Regions from separate parts of the Homo sapiens genome. Here region 2 is linked to region 1. Evidence: read pairs that join two places in POLR2A ChIA-PET (ENCODE). Cell type or tissue: PC-9. All regions are shown on one strand. Each heading gives the region's core, and the rest is flanking DNA. Links, peaks and the distances in the headings are about the cores only.

Region 1 (7,520 bases), core at 1,488-6,487:
ACCTAAAATTCTTTTTGAAACAAGGCTCATAGTGAACACTATTTTGAACACTCAGATGTTGTGTGCATCAAAACAAATAGGATGGAAATGACTGATACGGACATCTCAGGTGGGATGATATTGGAAGGATGACCTAGCTTAACACTGAACTGATGCTGCATGTCCCAATAATTCGCTCAAAAGTGATTTGATCACAAGCAAATAGAAACCAAACAATATGTTCCAAAGAAAAGTAGCCAATAGGACAATATGGTTAAAAGTCTTAATTTATGGGAACTGGATTTAAAATATATTAGTAATTAGTATTAATCATGGGATTGAGTCACAACCCTTTATGTGGCTTTAAGCATTTTGTCCACATATCAGATTTTTCTATTTATAATTATAATAACCCTTAATTTGTTTCTGGCCAATAGAATATTAGTTGAAATTATCAAAAAGTCCAACAGTTTAAAGCTTGCTTATATATGGTTTATATTGAAAGTTATGAAGCATTGTTATGGCATGATCCTATTTTGCAGGGGGTCAGGGTTGTGTGTGTGTGTGTTTATCCATGTGTATATATGTGTATGTGTGTAGGCACATTAAAAACGACCTGAGAGGAAATTACTCAAAGTTTCAACCAGGTAGGTGACTTACAATGCCCCCTTTTTTTTTTTTGCATATCTGTATTTTCTAATTTCTTTTATTGAGTAACATTGCTTTTATACCGGGGAAAATAAACAAAGAACTGAAATAATAAAATAAAGCACGGAACAAAATATATAATTCCCAGTTTTAATAGATTTCCCTATTACTTGCTCTTTAGGTTTTAGCCAGTCCAATTTTGTTGGTTATTTAGGTTGTTTCAAATATATATTGTTGTTGAACAATTCTCTTTTCCAACTTTTCAGTATTGTAAGAAGCAAATAACATAAATAATTGACAAAAAAGGAACCAGTTGTGACAATCAGACAAAAATGCTGATGACGCAGAGAACTGCCTCACTACCTTGTGATACATACACACTAAAATTACCAACACTGAAAAACCAGTGATTGTATTCACCCATTTTCAATAAGTATTATTTGTACCAATTGTTCTGTTGACAAAGTTACTTTTAAAATAAAGTTTAAAGTAAACTATAAGTACTTTATATTTGATCAAATTATCTTTGGCAAAATTTCATTTAGCCAAATTGTTTTCAGCCAAATTATCTGCTATAGTTTGTGAATTTGAAACATTTTGACATTTCCAGTCAGGACTGAATATGCTGATAATTCGCAAAAGTCCTGAGCTGTGAAGCAAAAAGAAGGCTTTCATCAATCCTGGGGCTAGTCTACTTTCTGGAATATGTCCATTGTATAATATGAGGAATGAGAAGGGTTATATTCTGCAGAAAGTTCTACAGCATAATAACAAATGCAGTAACAGGTGTATGGCTGTGGTGGAAGCTTGGTCAAATTGAAACTGGAACAGGAATAAACCTTTACTTCATTTATACTTTAGGTGACAAGGTAGCACATTTGTACATAATAAGGCTGGCCTGGGGATGGAGGGAGTCCCTGCCCTGACTGTGACTCAGTGAGACTCTTTGCCTGGTCCTAGTCCAAGAGAAACGCATGCTATGATCTCACTGAAGTCTGAAGTGACTCTGAAACTTTGCAGTAAAAAGAAAATTTCATCCTTTAAGATGGTGAGTTACCAGAGAAGTCACAAGGATAAAATGAATGATGGAGGTTTCTGGAAGATGTTATCACCACATTCATAGCATCTAGCCTTTCGTATACATTGGGATGGAATGGGTAAGAGACAGGCTTGGGGCTCAGTCTCCTAACTGGTTAGTAACTAAAGATGCCTTGGAGAGGAGAGTTGAGAGTCCATATTTTTCACAGAAATTCTTTTTGAGCCACATTGACATTCCTAAAACACCGCACATACTGATGCTATGATTTCACGGTCATTTGGTCTCTAATACCCACAAACTTTGCCTGCCCCTAGCATAGTTTTACAGCGTTTGTTTAAAAACAACACCCCAAACTAAAACCTTACCTGCATAAACCAAGCATATCTGTGGTTTGGAAAACAGGCCAGGAGTCTAGAGTTCTATTTCTAACTATGCAGCTAACTTCCCAGGTGGACTGGAAGAAATCCTTGATTCCTTTGCTCCTTAGTTTCTTCATATTCATCCATCCTTCTGAAAGGTATTCCTTAAGTACTGGGACCCTGTGGATACAAAAATAAATAGAACCTAGCTCCTTTGTCAAGATCCTTGGAATTTAGGGGAAAAGACAAACAATAATTGAAGATTGCAATCCAGTGTGGTAAGTTTGTTGTTGGAAGTAGGCACTGAGTCCTAGGGGAGCACAGAGAAGGAATGTCAAATCAAGCTTGGAGCTGGGGAGGTGAGTCAGGGACCACATCAAAGGAGTAGTGATGTCTTCCTGCAAAGTTAAACTCTGTGAAATGAGCAGGGCTTATTAGTGGATCCAGAAGAATATTTAATCTATATTCCTATGTTAATTGAAGAGATGGTAATTTGAGGTCCCTATATAGGGAGAAGTTTTTCCAGAGCTGTAAGAAAGAAGCAAAGTACAAACAAATTTGCCTAATATATCCATGGCTGCTTATCCCCAGAGAGTGGTCTAGATCTTAAGATCTTTCTAATATGCTCCAAGAAGAAAATATTTGTTCTTGGGACATTTCTGTCACTTAATATATTTGCCTTTAGACATTTGAAGGGTATCTGGCTTTCATAAGAAGTCACAGTCACCTGTGTCACTTTCCTCTCAACAGCCCCTTTCTTTGTACATTTCCTTGTAATGCACTATGAACTCTAGGTTGAATCATTCAAGTGCTGTAATATTCACATGAAAGCAACACCAAACTTTGTCTCCATTTTTAGGTTCATGTCAAAGCTAGTTTTTCACTAAATATCTCTGGTTACCATTTGATTTGATTTTAAAATAATATTTCACTTTTCTAAAAGTCGATCTGTTCCACCAAGTCTTAACTCATTGTAGATACAGTTATAAAATCATAAGCAGACAAATAATTCTCATTTCTAGCACATACGTTGCTTTCTTCCCAATGTCCACTTTTCCTCTTCTTTTTCCCAAGAGAATTTCAATTTGATCCAGGATGGATACTAGTTAGCCAAAGTCAACCTTGAGAATTCTATTCCTTTATTCAGTGGTTGACTTAGGAAAGGGCAATTCTGGTCTCTTTGGGGGAAGTCAGCTGGCAAGCCTCTGGAAAAGGTTTCCTTCTCCTAAAAGACACACAGAAGTTGATGTTCTCTCTCCTTTTTTGGAACATTGGTGCATCTAGAGTGGCCCTGGAACCACGGCAGCCATATTGCCACCAGCTGGAAGACGAAGCCAACGGTGGGAGAAGACAGAGCTGGTCGAATCCCCCAGGAGTAAAATGCAGCCTGTAGTACCCTTCCTGGATTGTATCTTACTTGGAGTCTTCTTGTTCTGGGAGGCAATAAATTTCTTTGTTATTTAAGCCATGATGAATCAGCGTTTTCAATTATTTGCAGCCAAAAGCATCCTAAGCAATAGCCAAGTATGCATGGAAGTTCATGCACTTCTCTCACAGAACATTATGTCAGACATTTAGTTCTAGGAAACAGGCTTATCTGATTTCTCAGTTCTAGGAAGCAGGCTTATCTGATTTCCTAGTTTCTGGCAGATTAGAAATAACTTTCTCTATTCTCTAGAAATAGAGAAAGTTAGAGACAGGCAGCTGGACAGAGAAGGGAGAGACATGAAGGCAGAACCAAGAACTCAAGAGGCAGCATTGTGGGGTTATTTAATGCTGGGGCAAACAAGTTCTCCCATCTCTGTAGCTCTTGTGGGTATGAGAGCATAGTTCAGTGACTAACCCATAATGACAGTCATGTGTCTGTCATCAAAGGAAGTTTGCTTTCTGTTTACTCTGTTTCAGAAGGGGAATGAGGCTGAATAGTATGTAAAAATATTTCTTTGTAAACAAGGAAAAGCTTAAGTGATTAAAAGGATAAGCTTATCTGAAAAGGCACGTGGAGAACAAACTCACTCCCTGGCTATGCTAAAAAAATGAGTGCTAATTATATATGCAAATGAAACCTATTAAAAAGTTTGCTTCATCCAGAGAAAAGGGAAGAAAAAAAAAATGAGGCAGTAGTTTGATTGCTGCATAGAGCAGCTCACTTCAGTTTTGGTCCCCATGAGAAGCCCCAGCAGAGAAGCAAAGCTAAGAAGTGAGGACATGGTGTTGCTCTTCTGCAAGTGACTTTATTTTGGCTCAATGGCTCAGCAAGTTTGCCTAAGCTGTTTCCTCAGAAGCCTGCCAGTAGGAAGTAAATAAGCTGCTTGACTCTACTCATAGAGGGGGTTGAGCACTCCTAATTAAAATGTAAATAATTCTCAGGGCCAACAGCTTGTAGACGATAATGACTGGAAAGATCACAGAAACTAAAATCGCACACGCAAAACAGGTTCTAAGTCTTTGTATACACAAACACTAAGCCTACCAATTGATTTAGTCACCTCCGTGAGAAATCACTGGAACCAAGTTATTTGCAAGCATGCAGCAGGAACCAGGTAGCTGGTATACTCTGGTGACACCAGGGAGTAAAGCTTACCAAGTCCACGGGGCATGGATAACTCAAAAAACAAGGGCTTTCTGCAATCAGCTGGTGAATCTGTGGTCCCACACAGCCCCGCCCCAAGGGTTAGGATAGCTCCTCCTGCCCAGCCCATCAGAAGTCTGCCCAGAATCTTCCAAGGCTCATATGTGGAAGATGAGCTATCTGGACAGGCCCCACCCAACAGAGAAGTGTTACTTTGGTTTTAAAATCACCCTTCATTTGAGAAGTACCCTGAAACTTTAATATGCAAATAACAGCTAAATAAAAGGAAAAGCCCAATACAGTTTCTAATTACCAACAAATGCGTATGTATCTTACACATGGTAGCTACTCATAACTTTTTAAAATGAATAAGTGATCTGTTAACCAGAGTACTACATGAGGGAAACAGAGAGAGAATTAAATACTTTTACTAAGAATGAAACTTAAGGCTCTTTAGTTTAGTAGTTTTCAATGGCATTTTTGTTTTCTTCATGCTAGGATACTGCCATACATGCTAGGATTATCTTACTGGTAAATTACTATTGTTGTTAGATAACATTTTGTTGGCATTGTCCTAAACACTCCACATTCATTATTTCATTTTATTGCCACAATAGCATGGGTACAATTATTAAGCCTATGAAAAATGAGGCTTAGAGGTGCAAAGTAATTTGCCTGAGGACACGGAATGAGGACCTGCTGGGTCACCAGGCAAACATAGGTTCATTCCTATGGCACCTCTACATATTTACCGATAATAGTTGTACTGAATTTTTTCCAGATTTTCTTTCATGTTTTAAATAGAAGAGACTGAAGATTCTCTCATCTGCATTATGATATGTTGTTTTCAGGAAGAGAGAAAACTGGAATCATACATGGAGGATGGTGAGAAATTATATATGTTCATGGAGTGTCTCACATGTTTGTCAACAGAAGTGAAAAGATCGTGACCCAATTTTAGAGTTACTTATTCAGGCAACTCTATTATAATGAGTTACTTCAACACTGTAGTGTTCTCCCATTCTAAATTCTAAAAAAAATTAATTTGTTTTGTATTTTTTTTAGTAGAGATGAGGTTTCACCGTGTTAGCCAGGATGGTCTCGATCTCATGACCTCGTGATCCGCCTGCCTCGGTCTCCCAAAGTGCTGGGATTACAGGTGTGAGCCACCATGCCCGGCCAAAAAAAATTAATATATTTTTTTAATTCTCCTGATGCTTACTTGATTTTTCAGGTTGATTTTTTTGAAAACAGACTTAAACTTTTTTGACATTCTATATTCATTTATTCATTCATTCGTTCATTCACATAATTACTATTTATTGCCTTCACAATGTCTGGACAATACTGTGAAGGTTAAGACACCAGCAGCTTCTGTTTTTCATACAATCTTTCTTGAAAAGTTACATTTTTCTTCTTCAGTAGCTGGTTTGGGTTCACAAGATATATAGGGTTTGACTTTGGTGACCTCCAAATCGGTCCAACCTGCACTGCCTTCTGGATATATAAGGTAGCTCATAACCATGTTTTTGAATACTGTGTCTTACTATTTTCTCTGTGTGTGTGTGTGTGTGTGTGTGTGTATATATATATATATATATATATATATGTATGTCTTTTGTAATATGTGTATGTTACATATATAACATGCATATGATAGATGTTACAAATACATGTCCAATGTTACAGCAATATATGCTTCCTGGGAGAAAAGTATTAAATCACAAGAAGTATATAAATTTTAAATGAAATATTTCAGAAATTTTACTGCCAGAGGTAATCATTTTTGAAAGTTTAGTGTTTTATATTCCATATTTTGGAGTTGACTATTTTGTGAATTCATTACTCTGTTCCCTTCCCCACTTTGGTGTGACCTCTTTCCCTGGTTTTTTATTGGCCCTCTCTTCTCAATTTGATTCCACTTCCTGCAGTTACTCCTCTGGGTGGGCCCCATCCTGCAAGGGAGCTGCTGTTCTCAGGTCTGCTCTTTTGTGGGTCACTTTGTCTCACATCTTTCAGACACCTAGTTACTTCCCTCTTCATTTACCTGATGGACACCGTCTGTGGTTTGCCCCTACCTGCTTTTATTTTGTGGTTTGGAGGGCTATCTTATAGCCAGTTTAGTTGCATATGTTGTTCATGGGAATTTGGGTTTACTATTTCATTGTTCTGTATGTTTTTATGTAAAATACAGAAAGATTCAAAAGCTATGTTACTGTTACTTCCATCTTCCCAGAGTCTCCCTCTACCATCAGACTTCCTTCTTTGAATAACAGGTTAAAGCTAGTGATGGAAGATGATCAATGTTATCCTTAATTGGCCCCAGACTAATCAATTATGATGCTACTTAAGATAATGTTTGCCAACCTTGCATGTACATCAGCAACACCTTAGGACTGTAAAACAGCTGATCCCCAAGAGCTTTCCTGATTTAATTGGTCTGCAGTAGTGTGTTCTCACATGATTCCAGTGTGTGGCCAAGGTTAATAATCACTGATATGGAGGAAACAAAATTAAAGCATTTCAACTCTCTTAGCAATCTACTGAGACTAAGCCAGTTCTGTGTGCTCAATCTGCACATTAAGTGTGGTCCCTTTCCTCACTCTAAGCCCCTATGCCTCAGGTGAGGCTGGTTCATTCTCCAGCAACTACAGTAGCCAAGTCATCCATACATGGCCAATCAGTGTACTCCATGCTTGTCCAAGGATAGACATGTCACCCAAGCTGAACCAATACAAAATTTCCCTATGACATTTGCTGGAGTTATTATGCATCACTCTCTTTTTACAGAAATTGTGAGCTTCAAGATCAGTGTAAACCTACAAATTCCTTTTGCCATCTTTACCCCCAAATGAGAAGAATCTGCTTGGGAATGAAGCTTAGAGAGGAAAACATTTGACAGGTAGAAAGAGTAAAAAAGTAT
Region 2 (7,520 bases), core at 914-5,913, 410 kb before region 1:
ACCTGTCTATTTTTCCTAGCATTTGATCCCCTCAAACTTAGGCCTGACACCATGGAAAAAGAGAGAGGGAGGTCTTTAAATTGCCTAGGATTACATTTCTGCCACTCAGATGAATCTAAACCTGATATGAATTGTAGACATTCACTATTTTCTGTATTAAAGAAATGCACCTTTTTAAAATTAGAAATGGACTCATATTTCTTGCCCACTTGAGTCTGTGGACAGAGATTAACATTCTACACACATATTGCTAGTTATTTTTTCCTGCATTCATGTCTGGTCTCCAGAGCTAGACTGCAAGATATTCAAGGCTCCAGAGTAGCCCTCTTTTCTTTCTACTAAGCACTTTGTACATAACAAGACACATTTTGAGAGAAATCCTATGGAATAGGATGTGAATAATTGTTTTGTTTATACATTATTAACTAGAACATCAGTTCAAGGGTTTCTCAGCTCTGATTTCATTTATAAGTTGTACAGTTTTCCCCAAGTATTCATTTTTCACATTAAGAAATAAATATTGTCAAGCACCACCACAGGCAAGGTCTTACTTCTACCTCTTCCTGGGGATGTAGTCCTTGTCCTCAGGGAACTTGTTATTGGAGATGTAGACAAGTTGTAGCTGATTGCATTGAACATGCATTGAGTTTAGGACAACACCTAGGAGGTTTTGTTGCCTGTTTTGAAATACATGGATAATCTGATTGCAAAAGTGATAAATGTTTAATTGAGAACACTTGCAAAATATAGAAGTAAACAATTGTACCCATAAACTCAGAACCTGTAAAATTAGAAATAATCAATGTTAACATTTTGGTGTATATCATTATATATGCCTCATAAAAGTGTATCATGATCTATTGGAATTTGTTATTTAAAGAAATCCCTGATATACTACAGTGAATGAGTGTGTGTGTGTCTGTGTGTGTGATTTTCATTTTCTCCTGAAAATGGGAAGATGTTATTATTAGAGTTTCACTGACCAAGTGTATACCATGACCAAATATAGTACACAGGTGAAATAAACTTGAAAATGTATTGCAATTAAAAAAGGTTGAAATTCAGGTTTCTGGCAGCTGGGTAGGGAGGGAAACCAAATAAAATATATACTTGAATCTGATCCGTGATATATCCATGAAAATAGTTCTGTTGATTAACTCAAATGTCACATCCTCACTGACGATCTCCTATAGTCCCTCAGGCAGAATTAGCCAGCTAGTCCTTCAGTGCTCCCAAATATTTGTGCTATCTGTATACAATAATATATTCATTATTTTAATAAAATAATATATATTATTATTTATATGTAATATTTAAGGGAAGAAGAGTAGTGTTATGATTAAGAACATAGATTTTGGATTTAAACAGCTGAAGTCTAATTCCAGCCCTGCCAGCCAGCTATGTGACCTTGGACAAATTATTTAGCCTTTCTGAACCCATTTCCTCATCTGTGAAACAGTAATAATAACACCTACTTTATGGAGTTGCTGTGAGAGCAAAGTAGGACAGTATTTGTAAAGTGCTGACCCACCCCAAGACAGAAAGTCAATAAATAATAAGTGTAATTACTATTATTACAGAACTTGCCATATTGCATTTCAATGACGGGTTTAGGAATGACTCCCTCTTTGGACTGTGAACACCTAGACAGCAGGCCCTGGATCCTGGCCTCTGTCTTTCCTAGCAGAGTAGCTCATAAACAGTAAGCAATCACAGGTGTTTGCTGGAAGATACAATAGCTATGGAAAGTGCCAGACCAAATGCTTCCCCCACCCCCAGAGTCTTGTATAATTACTGAGCTATCTAGAACAAATTCTAACAGCAAAATATTAATTCTTACAATCAACATTATAGAAGGTCATTTCTATTTTTAACACAAACTAATATTTACTGAGCACTTAATATGTGCCAGGTTTTGTTCCAGGGCTTTACGTTTTATTTAAACTACTTTATGAAGTGGATATTGCATCTTCTTTAACAGATTGGGATACTGAGGCCCAGAGAGGGTGCTGTGAACTCTGTGATTCCTGAGATTTTGTTAAGGTAAAGTCCTGGCTCTTTGTCCTTTCCTTTAACTACCGAGGCAGGAGGTGAGGTAGAAAAGCAACCATATATTTTTTTTTTTCTTTAGTAAAACATTTTGCAGAGCATCTCTCTTTTCTTTTCTGGAAAAACAAACAAAAGAAATTCTTGCTTCACTCATAATTTTACCCCTGCTGAGGGTTCCAAATGAGGTCCCTGGAAGGATTTCTCTCCTGCAGAGCCCTGTTCAAGGATGCAAATGAAGGTTACTGTACTCCACTGAGAGTCAGAACCATCCCAAGCAGTAACTATTTTTATTGAGAGGGATTTGAAATAGGCTTTTAATACAACATTAAAAATACATAATTCAAATCTCATCTGTGTGCATGAAAACAATGAAATCACCTGTGAAACCATAACATTATCAATAAGCTAAATAAAATTGAGAGTAGAGGACATTAAGAATTTAAAAACAAACTTGCTCTCAAAGAGAATATTTTATCCCATATGATCCATACTGCTATGTTCATGACATTTATCAATTATTGTCCATGTTGCCTACATGAGTGAAAGATATGTTTTTAAAATTAGAAAAGCCTTGGAATTACTTCAAGTAAGCTGATTGGAATCCTTCCAGATTCCACATGTGTTCCTATTGACCAGAAGTCTTCTGCCTTGGGAAAGTATTTTTATTTCCCTCTGCCGTTCTAGATGTCCTACAAAGACCTGTATTAGGATGGGAAGCATTTTCTGAATCCCAAAGGAGTCCCCCCATTTGCCTGAAAGAGACAGCTAAACCATGTGTTGAGAGAGGCCATTCAAGAAGATGATGTCTCAGAATAATTTTTTCAAACATTCTATGCATACTTTCTTCATTCAGAGTAACAGTTGCCATATGATAGATAAAATGTGGTTCTAAAGCGCATCATATCATTTTTCTTCTTCATACATCACAAAAGATGCAAAAAAATAAAAATGTCCCGTTTAAGAGAACAACTGCCTGGTACCTAGCCTATTTATTCTTTAAAATGTTTTCTTAAAGTTTACCTCCAGAATTAGACACAGAAACAGCAGAGGCCACTACACTGGCTTGAGATCAATTGCTACTCTTCTCTGGGAAAGTAAATTAATTAAAAGGAAGTGGGGAAAGACTAGGTCCTTGAAATATGAATTCTGCCTGATTTTCACTAACATTCCTGTAACAATAATAACCTAAAACACATTAAGTAGAAAAACTACTTCCATCTAGTGAAAGTATCTTCTGATGTACTAATAAGAATTATATGTGAACTATATGGTAAATTTTTAGGCCAATTAATCATAAAGGTAGTTGGTGCCTGCTCAGGAGTGCTTTCTGTAGTAAAACAGGCAGCCCTTCCCTGGAAAAATACTTTGAGAAATACTAACATTGTGGAACTTTGTTCTGGAACTGAGAACAGGATTTCTCCGGCTGCAACTTTTGGAGGGAGATGATGTTTGAAGGGACGAAATGAGAAGTGGAGTGCACTAAGAATGGCAGGTAATGCCTTCATTACACGCAAATAGTAGGCACTCATTAGATGTTTGATGAATTACATGTTGGAGAATGTTACTAGCGTTGTGTTTAGAGCCATTAGGGATACTCCAGAAGTAATGAGAATCATTTAATTCCCTTAGCTGTGAGTTTATCACTTCTTTCCTTCATTCATTTCATAAGTATTTATTGATGCTTACCATGTGCCAGGGTCCATCCCTGGGGCTGAGAATACACTATGAACGTCACGGACACTGGAGCTTATGGAGCCGACAGGCTAAAAGGTAGAGAGAAACAGGCCAGGCGTGGTGGCTCATGCCTGTAATCCCAGCAATTTGGGAGGCTGAGGCAGGTGGATCACTTGAGATCAGGAGTTCGAGACCAGCTCGGCCTATGTGGTGAAACCCTGTCTCTACCAAAAATATAAAAAATTAGCTGGGCGTGGTGGCAGGTGCCTGTAATCCCAGATACTCAGAAAGCTGAGGCAGGAGAATTGCTTGAACCTGGGAGGTGGAGGTTGCAGTAAGCCAAGATGGCGCCATGCACTCCACCCCGGGCAACACAGCAAGACTCCGTCTCAAAAAAAAAAAAAAAAAAAAAGGTAGAGAGGAGCAAAACAAAACAAAAAAGCACAATCATAAGCTAGTCAATAACCACAAGTAGTACAAATCTTCCTGGCTCTGGTCCTGTCTGCACTGAGATTAGGACCTGCACAATGTGAGAAGCAACAAAGAAGGCTTCTCTTGGGAGCTCTGCCCACCCTGTTCCCTGTCTTATGGGGCTGACCGGCCCAACCTTCAACATCTGAAGCACTCAGTTAAAAAATGAGATTTAGAAGAGGACCACAGCACTGGGTGCGGGAGGGGGGGGACCTGTCAGGATAATAAACACATGTTTTATGCTTCTGTTGAAAATACTCATTTAGGTGTATTAGGTTTTAGTTATACTTGGCCATATCTGCTATCAGAATAATCAGACAATTTAAAGTGAATTGGTTTCCTTGAGAACAATGGATTTATGACTGGTTCTGTAGAACAGTGATGATCATACAGTTCTCCTGACTTTCCTCTCTCCCCTCCTCCCCACCCTTTATCATCACTCTCCTCTGTTTTGCCTTATATAGTTTAGTGAAAAAACAAAGTCTGGAGTCGACATTTTCAATAAGCTTAGCCCATCTTATTCTCAGATATAGATAACTTCCACTTCATTTGTGGTTCTGTTAAAAGGGTGCCGTATTCCTCTAATTTTCTATGTTAAAGTGTAATAATTTGCTTTTGATATATAAGGTTTCTTTACCATGCAGAAGGAGGAAGCTTAAGTTTGGCTGCATCTATTCCCTGTGGTCCTGGTTAGGCATGCCCTTTGGGTATTATATATGTATGTTGAGGGAAGTCCCCGAGCAAGGGATTGCTTGAAACACTCTGAAGAGGTTTAAAATTAATTTTAACATTGCACCACATATTGGAGGACATAGGACATACTTTTTTTTTTTTTTTTTTGAGACAGGATCTCACTCTTTCACCCAGGCTGGAGTGCAGTGGCACCATCTCAGCTCACTGCAACCTCTGCCACCCCAAGATGATTAAAATCAGATGCCTAAAATCTGACTTTAGGCATTAGATTTTAAATGTCTGTGCTGTTGAACTGGAATTCACACTTAGGATTCAGATGTTTGGATATTATTGCACAGCCTGTGTTGAACCTATTTTGCAAGTGGATCCATTGTTGCATGTGTGAACCATTGTTACCTCTCCTATTAACCGGTGTGACCAGATCCTGAAGAACATGGGTATGGGATGGAGCCAATCTGGCAGCACTTGGGGATGGCTTGCTTATTCCTTGTTACTCCCCTGGGCAGGATCATGCAGAGTCGGATGATAGCAGAAAAGCCAGGCAGCTGTAGGAGAGCAATGCCAGGTGGCCCAGTTCCATGCCAGACAGGCGGAAGAAATGCTGTTGGAGCACACTAGGGTACAACTCCAGGCCACACAACGTAGGCGTGGCAGGCCGGAGAACACCAAGAGCAACAGACTTCTCAATTAGAAAGGAGGTGGCTCTTGTGAAAGAAATGTGTCTGTTTGTCTGTGAATTAATAATCAGGACAGAATGTCAGTTGTTACAATCAAAAGCTGTGGCTCAAATTAAAGAAAGGCCTTCACACAATGTAGAAAGAAGACTTTTGACACTTACTAAAGTGCATTGTTAACATGGCCCCTAGAATAAAATACCTCTGCTGGGCACAGTGGCTCATGCCTCTAATCCCAGCACTTTAGGAGGCCGAGGCAGGTGGATCACCTGAGGTCAGGATTTCGAGACCAGCCTGGCCAACATGGTGAAACCTCGTCTCTACTAAAAATACAAAAAAATTAGCTGGGCATGGTGAGAGGCGTCTGTAATCCCATCTACTCGGGAGGCTGAGGCAGGAGAACTGCTTGAACCTGGGAGGCGGAGGTTGCAGTGAGCCGAGATGGCACCATTGCACTCCGGGCTTGGGTGACAGAGTGAGACTCTGTCTCAAAACAAAACAAAATAAAAGAATAAAATGTCTATACACTCTGAAGAGATTTAAAATTAATTTTAACATTGCACCAAATATTGGAGGACATAAGATGTATTCACCTTTTTATAAAATTTTTTTGAGACAGGGTCTCACTTGTTTGCCCAGGCTGGAATGCAGTGGCACAATCTCAGCTCACTGCAACCTCTGCCTCCCTGGTTCAAGTTATCCTTCCACCTCAGCCCTGCAAGTAGCTAGGACCAAAGATGCTCACCACCATGCCTGGCTAATGTTTGTATATTTTGTAGAGATGGGGTTTCACCATGTTCCCCAGGCTGGTCTCGAGCTCCTGAGCTCAAGCGATCTGCCCACCTCAGCCTCCCAAAGTGCTGGGATTACACCGTGCCTGGCCATATTCACCTTTTAACTGCATATTCCTGTCATTTTTTAAAATTCCAGCGTTCTGTGATACAGTAGTTATCTAATGATTGTCTGGATGGTTCTGTCTCAGGGTCTCTCATGAGCCTGCATTTGAGCCCTGGACTGGGGGTGCAGTCATTTGAACGTTTGTCTGAATGCTTCTGAGATGGCTCACTTAACACGGCTGCTGGCAGGAGGCCTCAGTTCCGTACCACATGAACGTCTCCAAGGGTTGCCTTAGTATCTTCACAACATGGCGTCTGGTTTTTCCCAGAACAAGTGATCCAAAGAGCCAGAAGCCACCATGTGTTTTATTACTAATCATGAAGACACACACACACACCACCACTTCTGTCATATTTTAGAAGTGAGTCATTAGGCTAGCCCACACTTAAGTGATGGGTGGGAATTAGGTTCTATCTTTTGGAGGAAAAACTGTTGAAGAATTTGTGGACACATTTTAAAACCTCCACATATAGTATTCATCTAGGATGTCAGGAAATGTGGTGTAGTCAAGACTGGGTACAAGAATTATGAGACCCAGAGCAAAATAAAAACGCAGGACCCCTCTTTAAGAGTTTCCAGACAGTGGTAACAGAGCATTAATCCAAGTGTGGGTCTTTTGAGGCATTGGGCCCCGTGCTATGGCCCAGGTGCCACCCCAAGAAGCCAGCTCTAGCTATAGTGGTTAAGGGCATGAGCTTTGAAATTACGAGTTTGAGTCCCAGCATACAAATTTGAGTCCCACTGCATACAAATTATGTAACTCTTGGGAAATTAATCTAGCTGAAACTCAACTTCCATTTCTCTAAAAGGGGTATGATTAATTTATCTATCACTTCGGATTCTTGTGAGCATTAAATGAAGTCAGTATTGTGCCTGGCTTATTATTGTAGGCATTTAATAACTTGTCAATATTATAATGATTACCTTTAAGGAGCTTTAGTGGTAGAGAAGAAAAAAGGATTGAACTGATAACTCAGATTGGTGATTTAGCGGATTATCATAAACTCCTTAAAGTGGGAATAGCACCTTGTGCTCTCTGCAGTACCAACATCTCTTTGAATT

The links. Peaks named below come from ENCODE experiments on the same cell type or tissue, not always from the same donor. Only the 100,000 strongest peaks of a DNase experiment are listed, where the experiment ranks them.
Region 2: POLR2A ChIA-PET joins it to region 1 with 6 read pairs; 2 of 35 experiments call an interaction of 5 or more read pairs at or near these places.

The regions. Positions count from the first base shown.
Region 1 is chr2:191,634,015-191,641,534 of GRCh38, forward strand. It overlaps LOC124905959 (a long non-coding RNA gene), which reads left to right. Exons shown (of 3, transcript XR_007088692.1): 2 at 1,489-1,675; 3 at 3,310-3,489. Among named protein-coding and RNA genes, the nearest start is that of NABP1, 40 kb to the right of the region's middle. In PC-9, for the core only: no CTCF peak of the experiment used is centred there; DNase peaks (open chromatin) are centred at 1,917, 2,347, 3,887, 4,497 and 1 weaker place; H3K4me3 peaks cover 3,674 bases; H3K27ac peaks cover 4,619 bases.
Region 2 is chr2:191,223,638-191,231,157 of GRCh38, forward strand. MYO1B-AS1 (MYO1B antisense RNA 1) reads right to left here. Exons shown (of 4, transcript NR_186085.1): 4 at 5,528-5,617. Among named protein-coding and RNA genes, the nearest start is that of MYO1B, 18 kb to the right of the region's middle. In PC-9, for the core only: no CTCF peak of the experiment used is centred there; no DNase peak of the experiment used is centred there.